Linked DNA regions of Homo sapiens: region 1 is linked to region 2. A link is a loop called in an ENCODE intact Hi-C map of the cell type or tissue named here. Cell type or tissue: OCI-LY7. All regions are shown on one strand. Each heading gives the region's core, and the rest is flanking DNA. Links, peaks and the distances in the headings are about the cores only.

Region 1 (2,912 bases), core at 261-2,760, 65 kb before region 2:
TTCCAGAAACAGTGACATCCTCGGTGCTGTAGGCATCTATTTCATCAGGCAGAGGGCTATTTAAGTAATTATCCAGCTTCCTCAGGGCCTTCAGCAGGTTCTTTTCATGAACTAAAACAGAAGGGCAAGAAATCACAAAGAGAGGTTTGCAAGTGCATGTCACTTTTCACCAGCTGTGATGGAGTTTGCTTCCCTTCCTCGCTGAGATGTGGCCAGCAAGCAATGGGTGCTGGGAAGGCAGCAGGTGGATGTAGAATATCTGAATAAAGGGCTCACTCCTCCCTGGAAAATCACACTGCTGTCTACACAATATTGCTCCTTCTAGAAGTGATTTATTTATTCAAAAATACTTATGGAAAGCCTGTGGGGAGACGTGGACTGGCAGAAACATCATTGAACATGATTCCCATGGTGTGTCCGGAACACCTGGGTGATGACTATTTTCCCTAAAAATGTTGTTTTCTGAGTTCCCAGCCTCAAAAGAAGCATTCATCTCTTGAAGCCCACGTGCAGATTCAAAGTTGGAGGCACTTTTTCTGTAGCTCCAGACTCACTTCTCTACCCACTGGGAAATAGATGGGAATACCCCAGGAGCGTATGGGCCGCCATGCTAAGACTCAAGTCTGTGTTGAAACAAAACAGGAGGATGGGAGGTACTCACTCTCATTTGCATCCTTCTTCGTGTTTTTTATAAACGCTGAGAATTTGGCAAACACGTCATTTCCTGCGGAATTAGATTCGGGATGTTGGGTCCCCAGCTTGGGATACCTTGAAAAGTTCAAAATTGGAGGATCACAGACAAGTGATGTTTTAGTGAAGATAATACTATACAATGGAGAAAAACAGCTTTCTCTGGGCATAAAAATGAAAAGCTTTCCTTCAACGTTTTCCTGACCCTTTTCCTCTCAAAGGTTGGGAAGTAACAACATCTAGGAGAATGGCACTGGACGGAGAGGTTTGGATTGTTGCTGTTTCCTGGCAGTGGCCAGTTCTGGGACACAGGACCCCACCTGGCCTTGCTGGTCTCAGGTGCTTCCCTAGTAAAACGAAGGGGATGGAGTAGAAATAGCTCCCCCGAGGTCCAAAAATCCATGATACTTCTTCCTAACACATACTCCATAGCTTCCAGCAGGGTGTCTAGGATACAGCCAACCACCCACCCTGGACCCATCTCCTCCCACTTCCTGCCATCAAACTGTGATTGCCAAGCTGCAGGTGCAGCACAATGAAACCCAGGTCCCCGAACTCTAATCTGGTTACACCAGGGTTATGATTAAGGAAGTGAGCACCGTGGGCTGCAGAAAACCACACACACACACACTGCCCAGAGCTTTAGAACTGACTACTAGTGGGGGAAAGTGACAATCAAGTTATGAACACTGGTTTTCTGAGGCCTACCTCGGGGGAGCTAATTTCTCCTCTAAGAACTCCTCGATCTTATTCACATCCGTCTTGACTTCACCATCAAAAGTCATGAAAGGAGGGTTTGTTCCGGGAGCCAGGTTCTGCAGGTCTGCGGGTTTCCTAGGTGGGAGGAAACAGCAGTGTTTATGGGCCACCGTGAGAATCTGGACTCATTTCCAGGGCTTAGCCGCGTCCTCACCAGTTTAAGAGAAGCAACTCTTGAGAACTGCAAAGTAGATGGTGGGTTTATGAAAATGTCTTGCTGGCGATGAAAGTAAAGGCATTCATTAACAAATGATGGGCTTGTTGAGGTGCCCCTTTGTGAATACGGAGCACAAAGGGGCATATCAACAAACAGAGGTGAAAAAGTTAACTCTCCCCAGTGTTATCAGCCAGGGATGGTGCTCAGACAGGCTTGGGAGAGTCACAGCTGACCAGCAACTGGAGAAGCAGGTTCTTCACGGCACCCCCAACTCCTCCTCCTTCCTGACTCCAGCCCAGCCGACCCTGTCATGACTGCTTGGCCCACATGTGGGCTTCAGTTCAGACTCCGACTGAGGATGGACGTGCCCATGCAGCACCGTTGGCCTCAGGTGTGTGTGTGTGTGTGTGTGTGTGTGTGTGTGCAGAGAACTAGGTACAGTTATTTCAGTAAGGCAGACGCCTTGTCTTACCTTTTCAGGTCCACTGTGGTCACATTAAATATAACGCCTTTCAGCCAGAGAATCATAAAGAGACGCTGAGAAAACGGGCAATTTCCGATACTCTCACCATCATAACCAGCCTACAAGTGGAGAAGGAGATTTCTATCTGAGCCAGTCTCACAATTATAAGTGCCAACACCACAACATGCACATGCAAAATCATTGCAGGTTGATAAGAACGGTCAGGATGCTGCGAATATCCTCCTGAGGCCATTTTACCAGCCTCAATGTGGAGTTGGCGGTGGATGTAGGGGTTAGGGGAGAGAACACCACACACGCACGCACATGCACATGTATGCACTGCACTGAGCATTTTCTTTCTTCCTTCCCCACCACCTCACCACTGCCTGCCACACTGGGCCTCTGAGCAGCAGCTCACTGATGGAAGGAGCAGCAATGGGAACTCCCTTTATCACCAATGTGAAAAAGAAAGACACGCCCTTTCCTTCCCTCTATCTCTCGATCCTCTCCAAGGATCAACTATTCTTAGCAGCTTTGGTATAATAGCTAAAACCTGGAAACAACCCAGATACTATCAAGAGTAGAATACTTGTGTCAGTGTAGTATTTCCATGCCTTGAGATACTACACCACAATGGAAAAGAATTAGCTATTATACAAGCAACAGTGTGGGTGCATCTCACACACACAATGTTGAGAGAAAGACACCAGACTCAAAGCTTCCTGCATGATTCAGGGTAGGTAGAGGGCAAACTTGTCTATGATGGTGGAAGTCAACAGCAGATGTCCCTGGAAGATACTATTGTCTCAGAAGGACAAAAGGAAGGCTTCTGGGTGGTGGCAA
Region 2 (2,912 bases), core at 202-2,701:
AATGGAATCTTGTGCCAATAAGTTAAACATAAAGTTTCTGGTTTAACAGCATAAGAGAAAGAAACATATAATGAAAACTGTGAATTGCGTGGTATTATACTATACAGGGGAGTTTGACGTTATCCAGCAAAATTGTATAAGCATTTGCTCTTTGACCCAGCAATCCCACTCCTAGGAACCTTTCTCAAAAGTACACTGGCCAAAAATGCAAAGGAGATATGTGCACAAGCTACTCACTGAAGTGCTGTTTTTATTAGCAAAAGGCAGGAAACAAACCAAATGTCCGTCAATAAGGAACTGGTTAAGTTAGAAACTGGTTGAGTAAATCAGGATATATGCGCGCAATGGAGATGAGTGAGTAATTGTTCCCTATATCACTATGGAATGGTTTCCAGGGGACAGTTTCAAGTGAAAAAAGGAAGAGAGAGAGAAGAGTAAAAAAGGGTGAGATGGGGTACACACGCAAGCACACGTTGTGTTGGGACACGCAGGCCAGGAAAGAGGGAGATGAGAGACCTCTAGCTCTGGTCTCCAATGAGTCCAGAGAAAAACAGCAGAGATGGTGTCTCTGAGCAGAATTCTAGAGTTTCCTGTTGTCTTCTTCTTTCCTAGGCTGTTCCTGGATCCCTGAGTCCCTCAGTGGCAGTCTACTCTGAGCATCATCTCTAGGTTCTGACCCCCAAAGGCAACATCCAGCTATTCATATCATGGCAACATCATGCTTCCCTGCAAGTGTCATTAATACTCTTCTACCGTAGAGGGGCTCTTCAGAGGAAAGGGTATAAATTAGCAGCCAGGCTTGTTCACTAGGGGGCATTTTATAAGATCATAAATGGTAATGGAAAAAGGACTTGGAAGGTAAAATAAATGAACATAGGTACAATTCTTTTGCTACAATTTTTGTGACAAAAAACCCAGCCAGATGCGGTGGTGCACACATGTAATCCCAGCTCAGGAGGCTGAGGATCTCTTGAGCCCAAAAGTTCAAGACCAGCCTGGGCAACATAACTGGACCCAGTCTCAAAAATAAACTAAAATAGGCCTGAACCCTCTAACGTGCATCTAGAGAGACATCCAATGCTCTCACTGATATCTGAATAAATTGCCAGGCGTAATAGTCATTCCTGTGGTCACTGTGGTTGTCTCCCTATCATTCAGCCACACCATGGGCAGGAAGTGTGCAGACTGGTCTCTGCTATAGGGCTGAGTCCTGGGATCATTCCACCACGTGCATTTCCATTCACAGCCAACCACACCCATCACCCATGGCACATGTGATGGTGGCACCCAGCACCCAGAGCCAGGCAGGACTTGCCGCTGGTGCTCTCTCCTAGCTGGGAACCAACCCAGGAGGCTGTAGGTTTGAGCACTCCTTCTTGGTTCCCTAGGGACTGGAAGTTGCACGCACTGTCAGCCAGCCATGGCTAAAGAAAGTGAAAAGTGAGGGAGTGAGCGAGAACAGAGAAAGTCCCAGGGCTGGTGTTCCACTAGCGTGCTGTGGCTCTAGTGACCACCTCTGCCTCACAGGTCTTGCAACTGAGATACAAAAACTTTTGATTCTGTGGCTTCAATACCAAGCTCAGCTCTGTAGGTCTTTGAAGTGAGCCCATTCAAGCCAAAGATTTGAGACCTTTGGACATTGTGAGGAATCACAACATGACCAAAGGCAGGTGGGGACTTGAATCTGCACATTAAGGGAAGGAAGCCTGCCCCAAAGGCATCACACATGACTAGGCAGCAGGTGGGTGACTGATGAGTCTGGGTTCACATCCTGAAGCTTTGCCTTGTGGGTGGGGACCATGCTTTACTGTGAGCCCTGCACCTGCTCTCAAGCCCTTCAAGGTGCCTTTTCCTCTCTACTAATGATCTGAGCAATGGACTTTTGTAACAGATCCCGGGGCACTCTAGGCTACCACCCAAGGCACTGCTTTTCTGCCATCCAGGTATCTGGGAAGTCAATTCATAATCAGTAGGTTTCTTGGAAAACATGGACTAGGGGTACAAAGAGGCATTTATCATCGATTATGAGAGAAGTCAGAAAACACAGTGCCAGCCTCAATGGCCCTGGGTGCTGAGATGCTGTGTCCAACACTTTCTGACCTTCTCCCTTTTTAAAAAAATTCTAGACTCCATGCTGTTCCCTTGATCTTTCTTCAGCTGTTCTAAATATTGCCTAAGCCACAGGTTTCTCCTAAGTTCAGTAGGTCCACTGAGACTTCCTAAGACCAAGCTTACATTAATCTGGAGAAGGTGGTGCAGGATTCAGGAGGACGAGAGAGACCTCAGGTTGAAACAGGAGAGTTTTTACTGAGTGTACTCGGGCCCAGCTGACTCAACGTCCAAAAGACTGGGCCCAGAACAAAGACAGCACCTGACTTTTATACACACTTTACAAAAGGGGGTGGGCTAGCTTGAAGTAAGCTTACAGTGGCATGAAAGCAGGGATACTGAGGCAGGACAAAGACAGGATTGCACATGACCGTTGCCAAGCAACCCAGATGTCCGTTATCTAGTTTTGCCTGGGCATGGGCTTATCCTATAACCTTTACTATGGTGCCCAGGCAGCTGTAGTTTGGGCCTACTCAAGCTTCTTATGACCTTTGTTGTACTTCTTAGAGAAAACAGAATACTTGAAGTCACTAGTTACAGAGAAGAGGAACCTACAAACTCATTTCATAAAACAAAGGAAATTTTTTTTTCTATGTTGAGGGAGTGCTGGGAGAGTCTTCAGAGCACATTAGATAACATTATTAGGACCTTTCCTGGGTCTGGGCTGTGCCTGTTGCTGCCTCTGGGACAAGTCAGCCTAATACAGGAAAACTTTTTTTTAAATTTTATTTTTTTTTAATTTCCAGCCTCAAAGGGACCAACCCATCTTAGAGACTTCTACAGACAGCCCGTCCCCCTGTTAG

Evidence for each region. A loop is a pair of places that touch in the nucleus more often than their neighbours do. Peaks named below come from ENCODE experiments on the same cell type or tissue, not always from the same donor. Only the 100,000 strongest peaks of a DNase experiment are listed, where the experiment ranks them.
Region 1: a loop joins it to region 2, with 4 times the contacts of the local background. A loop is called at or near these places in 2 of 110 quality-filtered maps.

What each region holds. Positions count from the first base shown.
Region 1 is chr21:34,706,556-34,709,467 of GRCh38, reverse strand. CLIC6 (chloride intracellular channel 6) reads right to left here. Exons shown (of 6, transcript NM_053277.3): 2 at 2,079-2,188; 3 at 1,399-1,524; 4 at 662-768; 5 at 1-111. Among named protein-coding and RNA genes, the nearest start is that of LINC00160, 29 kb to the left of the region's middle. In OCI-LY7, for the core only: no CTCF peak of the experiment used is centred there; a DNase peak (open chromatin) is centred at 1,257.
Region 2 is chr21:34,641,147-34,644,058 of GRCh38, reverse strand. No RefSeq gene overlaps it. Among named protein-coding and RNA genes, the nearest start is that of CLIC6, 26 kb to the left of the region's middle. RefSeq lists enhancers at 1,243-1,362, 1,623-1,672, 1,683-1,732. In OCI-LY7, for the core only: no CTCF peak of the experiment used is centred there; a DNase peak (open chromatin) is centred at 1,758.